Regions from separate parts of the Homo sapiens genome. Here region 1 is linked to region 2. A link is an interaction called in ENCODE POLR2A ChIA-PET data of the cell type or tissue named here. Cell type or tissue: A673. All regions are shown on one strand. Each heading gives the region's core, and the rest is flanking DNA. Links, peaks and the distances in the headings are about the cores only. Region 1 overlaps CCDC63 (coiled-coil domain containing 63). Region 2 has its middle 41 kb from the start of ANAPC7.

Region 1 (5,376 bases), core at 219-5,218, 500 kb after region 2:
GAGTCCCCAGGCTGGTTGAGAAGACAGGAGGTCACTGGCCAAATGTGGCTATTTACATTTGTAATTAATTAAAATAAATAAAATAAAATAATATTTAGTTCTGCTGAAATAGCCGCATTTCAAGTGCTCAACAATCACTTGTGCCTAAGTGGATACTATGGGCCCCTCAGAGAACATTTTCATCACTGCAGAACGTCCTATTAGAATGGGATCTACAAACTACAGCCAAATCTGGCTGGCTGCTGGTTTTTTGTAATTAAATCTCTATTGGCACACAGCCATGCCTGTTGGTTCACTTTTTGGCCGGTTTGCCAACTCCTGTCCTAGGACATTTTCCTTTCCTTTCTTTTTTTTTTTTTTTTTTTTGAGACAGGGTCTCACTGTGTGTCTCCCAGGCTGGAATGCAGTGGCACGATCTCAGCTCACTGCAACCTCTGCCACCTGGGCTCAAGCAATCCTCCCACCTCAGCTACTTTTAATATTTTCTGTAGAGACAGGGCCTCACTATGTTGTCCAGGCTGGTCGCAAACTCCTGAGTTCAAGCAATCCTTCTGCCTCGGCCTCCCAAAGTGCTGATGTTACAGGAGTGAGCCACTGCGCCAGGCCTGTAGAACATTCTTTTTTGTTTGTTTGTTTTTGTATTGTTGAGATGGAGTCTTGCTCTGTCTCCCAGGCTGGAGTGCAGTGGCGCGATCGCAACTCACTGCAACCTCCGCCTCCCGGGTTCAAGCAATTCTCTGCCTCAGCCTCCAGAGTAGCTAGGATTACAGGCGCCCACCACCCCCCCCGGCTAATTTTTTGTATTTTTACTAGAGATGGGGTTTCACCATCTTAGCCAGGCTGGTCTCGAACTCCTGACCTCATGATCCACTGGCCTCGGCCTCCTAAAGTGCTGGGATTACAGGCATAAGCCACTGCGCCGGGCCTGTAGAACATTCTTTACTGTTCTATAGCAGTGTGTCCAAAACTTTTGAAGCATCTGGACACTCGATCCTGTAATAAAGCAGATTCTGATCCAATTGGTCTCAGGTTGGGCACCTGAGATTCTGCATTTCTCCAAGTTTCCAAAGGACATTCATGCTACTGATCCGCAAACCACATTGGGGAGTGGGTGTCAGTCTCCAGACTGCCAGAAACTCAGCCTCTGTGCCATCTCCCCTTGTTCCATTGTGCAGTCTTTCAAGCTCCCTTTGCTCTTTTCCAAATCCCCCTGTTTTCCCACATCCCGGTAGACATTTCCTCATTAGCACCACAAGGAGAGAAACTGGTGGAGCTTAGAGGCTATTATGCATCCCTGTGTTGATGCAAACTTGAAAAATCCTGCCTGGCCAGGCACGGTGGCTCATGTCTGTAATCTCAGCACTTTGGGAGGCCGAGGCAGGTGGATCACATGAGGCCAGTAGTTCGAGACCAGCCTGGCCAACATGGCGAAACCCGTCTCTACTAAAAATACAAAAAGTAACTGGGCATGGTGGCTTGTGGCTGTAGTCCCAGCTACTCAGGAGGCTGAAGCAGGAGAATCGCTTGAACCTGGAAAGTGGAGGTTGCAGTGAGCCGAGATCATGCCACTGCACTCCAGCCTGGGCAACAGAGTGAGACTCTGTCTCAAAATATAAAATAAAATAAAATAAAATAAAATAAAATAAAATAAAATAAAATAAAAAATAAAATAAATAAAATAAAATCCTGCCTGATGGTTTGCTCCTCATTACTGGAGATAATTGGCGGTAAAGTCTGGAAAGATGGTCTGCAGAATCAGACAGGTGCCAGGGAGTTGCTGGCAAAGGAGAACGTGGGGGTTTCCTCCATGTCTGAGTAATGGGTTTTGACAGGCACAGCTGCAAATTGTTACCTAGAGAAAATACCCACCTCAGAGAAGGCAGGGCAGCAGGAAATCATGGTGAACCAGGTCTCAGGTGATCAGGCTTCCAGACCTGGATCTGAGACCATGGACACGTCCCTTTTGCCTGCTTGCTCAGGTGGGAAATTCCTCTCTCCCGGTCTCCTTGCAGGGCTGATGTGCCTGGAGTGCTCCGTCAAGTTAAACTTAGGGGTTTGGGGTTAATCATGGGCTGCTTTTCCAACAGCAAGGAGATCAAGACCCTGAAGACAGAGCAGGATGAGATCACCCTACTGTTGAGTCTCATGAAATCCTCGAGGAACATGAATCGGAGTGAGAAGAACTACATGGAGCTGCGACTCCTGCTCCAAACTAAGGAGGACTATGAGGCATTGATTAAATCCCTGAAAGTGCTGTTGGCTGAACTGGATGAGAAGGTGTGGTCTTTCTCTTAAAGGGTTAACCAGAACACAGAGCAAAGGGGAGGAGTTGGGGTGCATATTCGTGATGCCTTAGGCCAGACCTGACACCCCTGTATCACAGTATCTCCTCTGGACAGCCCGCTAAATGTGACTGCTGCTATCGTCTCGCTACCCTTGAGACCTCTGGGCTCCAGTATCCAGGCTCAGCCATACCAATCCATCCCTCCGCCGTGCTCCCCAGTGCCACCTGCTGCACCGTGAATAAACCCCCACAGCTGCACCCTATCAGTTAGGAGAGGCTTGGTTATGCTGCAGGAATAAATGCCACCCCCTCACGCATTCTTAGTGGTTTAAAACTTTAAGGTTTCTTCCTTGTTGATGACACGTAACTGTTGTGGGTTGGCTAAGAGCCCTTATATCTTCTCACACTGGGACTAGGCTGAAGGAATAGCCACCATCTTGAACATTGCCAGGTATTATGGGAAAGAAAGAGTTCTAGAGGGTTTCATGCTGGCCATTGAATATTCCAGTCTGGAAGTGAAACATGTCACTTCTTTTTTTTTTTTGAAAGAGTCTTGCTCTCTTGCCCAGGCTGGAATGCAGTGGTGCAATCTTGGCTCACTGCAACCTCTGCTTCCTGGGTTCAAGTGATTCTCATGCCTCAGCCACCTGAGTAGCTGGGATTACAGGCGTGCACCACCATGCTGGCTAATTTTTGTATTTTTAGTAGAGACAGGGTTTCACCATGTTGGCCAGGCTGGTCTCAAACTCCTGATGTCAAATGATCTTCCCGCCTCGGCCTCCCAAAATGCTGAGATTACGGGCGTGAGCCACCGTGCCTGGCTGAAACACGTCACTTCTGCTCATGACCCAGGGGCTCAAAATAGTCGTGTTTTCTGATTATGGTAACAAAAAAAAAAAGAAAAGAAAAAGCAAGAGAAAATAGTCATGTACGTGATCCTACCCATCCACAAAGGGGTCCGGGAAGGGCCACCCTCTCATTATCTGGAAGGCAAAGAGCTGGAAGTATTTGCAGGACAACATTAATGGTCATGCCCCTTACCCTGGCTTGAAAGGCCCTGCGTGATCTAGCCCCTGCCTACCCCTTGGCCCACCTCAGGGCCTTTGCTTATGCTCCCCCACTCCCACCCCTTCCCCCACTCCCGCTTGTCCTTCAGGTCTCAACTTAAATGTGACTTTCTCAGGGAGGCCTTTTCTGTGCCCCCTCTCCAGGTTATACCTCCCTGTGTCAGTCAGGTTCTGGCTGGAACCCAGAGCACCCCCAGCAGGGTACTTTGAGAAGAGTTTAATGCAGGAACCATTTACAAGGGTGTGGGCATGAGCATGAGTAGGGACATTGAAACACTAGGGTTCGCAACAGCGGGGGAGGGGGCAGTGGTCTGGAACTTGGAGAGCCTGGGGCAAGCCAGGGGCAATGGCTCCCCTTTCTTCCAACCCTCTGATCCTCAGTGCAAGGGAGCCCCTCAGCGATGCAGCCAGGTCAGCCTGTTGGGGCACAGAGCAGTGGGTCTGGGGGGCAAGTGGGGGATCCCATGGCTCCCCACAGTACCCCCTTCATAGCTCTTCCCACCATTGTCATTATGCCTTATTCTGGTGTTTAACGGCTCCCTAAGCAGCCTGACAGCTTCACAAGGGCAAGGACCACATCCATTTTGTTCTCTACAGTGCCACCCCTGCCCGCAACCCCGTGCCTGTCCCAGTGTCCCGCACACAGTAGATCCTCAGTAAACATTTACTATTTCTATTATAGTATTAATTAATTGCTATAAAGAAACGGCTGAAACAGGTAGTTTATTTATTTTTAAATATTTATTTATTTATTTTTGAGACAGAGTTTCACTCCTGTCGCCCAGGCTGGAGTGTAGCGGCATGATCTTGGTTCACTGCAGCCTCTGCCTCCCAGGCTCAACCAATTCTCCTGCTTCAGTCTCCCGTGTAGCTGGGATTACAGGCAGGCACCCCCACGCCCACCTAATTTTGTAATTTTAGTACAGACGGGGTTTCACCATGTTGCCCAGGCTGGTCTCGAACTCCTGACCTCAGGTGATCCACCCACCTCGGCCTCCCAAAGTGCTGGGATGACAGGCGTGAGCCGCGGCATGCAGCCAAGACAGGAAGTTTTTAAAGAAAAGAGGTTTAATTGGCTTACAGTTCTGCAGGCTATACAGGAAGCATAGCAGCTTCTGCTTCTGGGGAGGCCTCAGGAAACTTATAAATCATGGTGGAAGGCAAAGGGGGAGCAGGCACGTCACATGGCCAGAGCAGGAAGAAGAGAGAGACGGGGGAGGCGCCACACACTTTTAAACAACCAGATCTCATGAGATTTCACTATCGCCAAGACAATACCAAGGGGGATGGTGCCAAACCATTCATGAAAAACCACCCCCCACCATCCCATTGTCTCCCCCAGGTCCCTCCTCCAACACTGAGGATTACCATTCAACATGAGATTAGGGAGGGACACAGAGCCAAACCAGATCACTACTGAATGAATCTGGAAATCTCTTCACATCTTTTGTCTGCTTCAAACCCTTCAGAAAGTTCCTGTTGTTCTTTCCATAAAGGCCCAACTCCCCAGTGGGGCTGCATCAGCTCTGCCTGCCTCTCTCACCTCCTCCCCTGCCCCCACCTGCTCTGTGTTCCACCCACTGAGGCCTTCTTCGTGTCCTTTAAGCCCACAGTACTGTCCCTCACTTCCAGGACTTTGCGTGTGCTATTCCCTCTGCCTGGAGTGCCTTTCCCTGTCCTCTTTGCTTGGAGACCTCCTATTTATCACTTAGGTCTCAGCTCAAATGCTCTTTTTTTTTTGAAACGGAGTCCCACTCTGTCACCCAGGCTGGAGTGCAGTGGTGCGATCTCGGCTCACTGCAACCTCCACCTCCTGGGTTCAAGCGATTCTCCTGCCTCAGCCTCCAGGGTAGTTGGGACTATAGGTGCCTGGCTAATTTTTTTTTTTTTTTTTGTACTTTTAGTAGAGATGGGATTTCACTGTGTTGGCCAGGCTGGTCTCGAGCTCCTGACCTCAAGTGATCTGCCCTCTTCCGCCTCTGAAGTGCTGGGATTACAGGTGTGAGCCACTGTGCCCGGCCTCAA
Region 2 (5,376 bases), core at 316-5,315:
TCATGCAATTCTCCTGCTTCAGCCTCCCGAGTAGCTGGGATTACAGGTTTACATCACCATGCCCAGCTAATTTTTTGTATTTTCAGTAGAGACGGGGCGCTTCACTATGTTGGCCAGGCTAGTATCAAACTCCTGACCTCAGGTGACCCACCCGCCTCAGCATTTTTTTTTTTTTTTTTGAGACAGAGTCTTGCTCTGTCGCCCAGGCTGGAGTGCAGTGGCGCAATCTCAGCTCACTGTAACCTCCACCTTCGGGGTTCAAGCAATTCTCCTGCCTCAGCCTCCTGAGTAGCTGGGATTACAGGCACGCGCCACCACGCCCGGCTAATTTTTGTACTTTTAGTAGAGACGGGGTTTCATCATGTTGATCAGGCTGGTTTTGAACTCCTGACCTCATGATCTGCCCACCTCAGCCTCCCAAAGTGTTGGGATTACAGGCGTAAGCCACGATGCCTGGCCACAGTTTTTTTTTTAATTACAGGGTCTCGCTATGTTGCCCAGGCTGTAGTGCAGTGGCTATTCACAGGCATGATCCCACCACCGATCAGCACAGGAGTTCTGACCTGCTCCGTTTCTGACCTGGGCCAGTTCACCCCTCCTTAGGCAACCTGGTGGCCCCCCACTCCCTGGAGGTCACCATCTTGATGCCGAACTTAGCGCAAACACCCGATTGGCATAGTGCACTGCAGCCCAGAACTCTGGGGCTCAAGCGATCCTTGCACCTCAGCCTCCCAAGTAGCTGGGACTACAGGCACACGCCACTGTGCCTGGCAAAAAAAAAAATTTTTTAATTAGCCAGATGTGCAGGCACGTGCCTGTGGTCCCAGCTAAGTGGGAGGCTGAGGTGGGAGAATGGTTTGAGCCCAGGAGGTTGAGGCTGCAGTGAGCTGTGATCATGCCACTGTACTCCAACCTGGGTGACAGAGTAAGACACTGTCTCAAAAACAAAAAAAGAAAAAAAAAATGAGAGTTTTGGCTGGGTACGGTGGCTCAAGCCTGTAATCCCAGCACTTTGCGAGGCCAAGGCGGGTGGATTATCTGAGGTCAGGAGTTCAAGATCAGCATGGCTAGCATGGTGAAACCCCGTCTCTACTAAAACTACAAAAATTTGTCCGGCGTGGTGACAGGCACCTGTAATCTCAGCTACTTGGGAGGCTGAGGCAGGAAAATCGCTTGAGCCCAGGAGGCAGAGGTTGCAGTGAGCCGAGAGTGCACCACTGCATTCCAGCCTGGGCAACAGAGCAAGACTTAAAAAAAAAAAAGACTTTACTTTTTATAAACTCTGCTGATGAACTGTGCAAATACAAAAGGGGGGTGGCATATGCATATCCACTTATGTGATTTCAAATTATTTCTGGAAAAATACATGAGAAACTAGTAACTATGGTTCCTTCTAGAGAGGCAACTAGAAGGCAGGCAGGGTGGGGAAATTTCATAATTTCCCTTTTTGAAAATTGCTGTCTAGTCTATTTAGAAAGAAAAAAAGAAAACTGCTCTGACTTATTATGTGTGAATCTTAAAAGGATATATATATAGGCCAGGGTTAATGGCTCATGCCTATAATCCCAGCACTGGCAGGCTGAGGTGGGCAGATCACTTGAAGGCAGGAGCTTGTGACCAGCCTGGCCAACATAGCGAAATCCCATCACTACTAAAAATACAAAAAAATTAGCTGGGTGTGGTGGAGCATGCCTGTAATCCCAGCTACTCGGGAGGCTGAGGTAGGAGAAACATTTGAACCTGAGAGGAGGAGATTGCAGTGAGCTGAGATCATGCCACTGTACTCCAGCCTGGGCAACACAGCGAGACTCTGTCTCAAAAAATAATACTAAAAACCAATAAAATTGGATCCCTACATCACACCATAGAGAGTACATTTTGACCTTGAGTAAGGAAGGATTTCTTAAGAATTGTAAAACACGGGCCGGGCACGGTGGCTCACGCTTGTAATCCCAGCACTTTGGGAGGCCGAGGTGAGTGGATCACGAGATCAGGAGATCAAGACCATCCTGGCTAACACAGTGAAACCCCGTCTCTACTTAAAAAAAAAAAAAAAAAAAAAAAAAAAAAATTAGCCAGGCTTGGTGGCACACACCTGTAGTCCCAGCTACTCGGGAGGCTGAGGTTGCAGTGGGCAGAGATCGCGCCACTGCACTCCAGCCTGAGGGACAGAGTAAGACTCCATCTCAAAAAGAAAAAGAATTGTAAAGCACAACCATAAAGAAAAAGATTCAACTATATTAAAATTAAGACCCTCTGTTAACCAAAAGATACCACAGAGAATGACAAGCCATAAACTGGAAGAAGATATTGCCAACTCATGTTCGAAATTGTATCTAGAATATACAAAGAATGACTATGAATTAATGAGAACAAGATAATCCAATAGAAAAGTAGGCAAAACAACAGGAATTTCAGAGAAGAGGAAATCATTCCTCTGCAAAATCGTTACTAAATATATAAAATATTGTTCAATATTATTACAAAACAGGAAAATCTAAATTACAGTAACTATGTCATCTCACACACAGTGTATTGGAGAAAATTAAAGATTGATAATACCCAGTTAGTGAGGAAATGGAACAAAGTGCTGCAGGTGAGCATGTTGATTTGTACATTATATATTTCTGTAAAAATAAAATACATAGCAGAAGCAGTTTGAAACAAAAAGTTAGAAAAAAAAGTCCATCAACAGAATAAAATGGATACCTTATATCCACGCAGATTCTTATATTGCAATGAAAACTGAATAAGGCACCCTACAAAACCCTTGACGAGTACTCCTCAAAACTGACAAAGTTAGTAAAAACAAGTGTGAGAAACTGATAGCCATGAGGAGCCTAAGGAGACATGATGACTATGTAATGTGGAATCTTAGATGAGATTCTGAAACAGAAAAAGGACATTAGGAAAAAAACTGAGTAAATCTGGGCCAGGTGTGGTGGCTTATGCCTGTAATCCCAACACTTTGGGAGGCCGAGACAGGTAGATCACCTGAGGTCAGGAGTTCGAGACCAGCCTGGCCAACACGGCAAAACCCTGACTCTACTATAAACACAAAACATTAACTGAAGGTGGTGGGGGGAGGCTGAGGCAGGAGAATCACTTGAACCCAGGAGGTAGAGGTTGCAGTGAGCCGAGATCACACCACTGCACTCCAGCCTGAGTGACAGAGCGAGACTCCATCTCAAAAAAAAAAAAAAAAAAAGCAAATCTGAAAAACCATGGACTTTAGTTAATAATAATGTATCGGCTGGGCACAGTGGCTCATGCCTGTAATCCCAACACTTTGGGAGGCCCGAGGCAGGCGGATCACAAGGTGAGGAGTTCAAGACCAACCTGGCCAACAGGGTGAAACCCTGTCTCTACTAAAAATACAAAAAATTAGCTGGGCGTGGTGGCGGGCACTTATAATCCCAGCTACGTGGGAGGCTGAGGCAGAAGAATTGTTTGAACCCAGGAAGCGGAGCTTGCAGTGAGCCGAGATTGTGCCATTGCACTCCAGCCTGGGTGACGACAGGGCAAGACTCCATCTCAAAAAAAAAAAAAAAAAAAGTATCAATGTTGGCTCATTAATTGTGATAAATGTTCCATGGTACTGTAAGATATTAACAATAGGGGAAACTGTGTGTGTGGGGGGGAACACGTGGTTACTTTCTGTGCTATCCACCCAATTTTTCTGCAAATCTAAAACTGTTCTAAAAATAGTCTATTAAAAATACTCCAGGTTGGGCACAGTGGCTCACACCTATAATCCCATCACTTTGGGAAGCCAAGGCAAGCAGATTGGTTGAGCTCACGTGTTCGAGACCAGCCTGGGCAACATGTTAAACCCCATCTCTACAAAAAATACAAAACATTAGGCCAGGTGTGGTGGCTCATGCCTGTAATGCTAGTAATTTGGGAGGCTGAGATGGAGGACTGCTTGAGGCCAGGAGTTTGAAACCAGCCTGCTCAACTTAGTGAGACCCCATCTGTTACATTTTTTTTTTTTTAAGATGGAGTCTCGCTCTGTCACCCTGGCTGGAGTGCAGTGGCGCGATCTCGGCTCACTGCAAGCTCCGCCTCCTGGGTTCACGCCATTCTCCTGCCTCAGCCTCCTGAGTAGCTGGGATTACAGGCGCCCGCCACCACGCCCAGCTAATTTTTTTGTATTTTTAGTAGAGACGGGGTTTCACCATGTTAGCCAGGATGGTCTCGATCTCCTGACCTCGTGATCTGCCCGCCTTGGCCTCCCAAAGTGCTGGGATTACAGGCGTGAGTCACTGTGCCCAGCCTAGATTTTTTTTTTAATAAAAAGAAAAAAAAATTAGGGGCTGGGAGCGGTGGCTCACGCCTGTAATCCCAGCACTTTGGGAGGTTGAGGTGGGCAGATCACTTAAGACCAGGAGTTTGAGACCAGCCTGGCCAGCATGGTGAAACCCCATCTCTACTAACAATACAAAAATTAGCCTGGTGTGGTGGCATATGCCTGTGATCCCAGCTACTTGTGAGGTTGAGGCAGGAGAATCACTTGAACCCAGGAGGTGGCGTTTGCAGTGAGCCGAGATTGCCCTACTGTATTCCAGCCTGGGTGACAAAGCTAGACTCCATCTCATAAATAAATAAATAAATAAATAAATAAATAAATAAATGATAATCATGGAACAACATACAACATTCAAAGTTCAAAACAAGCAAATAAATAAATAATTGCCGGGCATGGTGGCTCATGCCTGTAATCCCAGCACTTTGGGAAGCCAAGGTGGGCGGATCATGAGGTCAGGAGTTTGAGACCAGCCTGGCCAACATTGTAGAACCCTGTCTCTACTAAAAATACAAAAAAGAAAAAAAATTAGCTGGGCATGGTGGTGCACACCTGTAATCCCAGCTACTTGGGAGGCTGAGGTGGAAGGATTGCTTGAACCCAGGAGGCAGAGGTTGCAGTGAGCCAAAATCACACCACTACACACTCCAACCTGGGTGGGAGACTGAGACTCTGGCTCAAAAAAAAAAAAAAAAAAAAAAAGGCTGGGCATGGTGGCTCATGCCTGTAATCCCAGTACTTTGGGAGGCCGAGGCGGGCGGATCACGAGGTCAGGAGATTGAGACCATCCTGGCTAACACGGTGAAACCCCATCTCTATGAAAAATACAAAAAATTAGCCAGGCGTGGTGGCGGGCGCCTGTAGTCCCAGCTACTCGGGAGGCTGAGGCAGGAGAATGGTGTGAACCCGGGAGGCGGAGCTTGCAGTGAGCCGAGATTGCGCCACTGCACTCCAGCCTGGGTGACAGAGCAAAACTCCATCTCAAAAAAAAAAAAAAAATTATCTGGCCATGGTGGGGTGGGTGCTTGTAATCCCAGCTACTTGGGAGACTGAGGCAGGAGAATTGCTTG

What was found. ChIA-PET counts read pairs that join two places held together with the same protein. Peaks named below come from ENCODE experiments on the same cell type or tissue, not always from the same donor. Only the 100,000 strongest peaks of a DNase experiment are listed, where the experiment ranks them.
Region 1: POLR2A ChIA-PET joins it to region 2 with 7 read pairs; 2 of 35 experiments call an interaction of 5 or more read pairs at or near these places.

Annotation. Positions count from the first base shown.
Region 1 is chr12:110,856,499-110,861,874 of GRCh38, forward strand. CCDC63 (coiled-coil domain containing 63) reads left to right here. Exons shown (of 12, transcript NM_152591.3): 4 at 2,088-2,277. Among named protein-coding and RNA genes, the nearest start is that of CCDC63, 12 kb to the left of the region's middle. RefSeq lists an enhancer at 3,797-4,297. In A673, for the core only: a CTCF peak has its summit at 2,530 (motif pointing left); DNase peaks (open chromatin) are centred at 263, 2,573 and 4,583; H3K27ac peaks cover 3,508 bases.
Region 2 is chr12:110,359,975-110,365,350 of GRCh38, forward strand. It overlaps the pseudogene RN7SL769P. Among named protein-coding and RNA genes, the nearest start is that of ANAPC7, 41 kb to the right of the region's middle. In A673, for the core only: no CTCF peak of the experiment used is centred there; no DNase peak of the experiment used is centred there.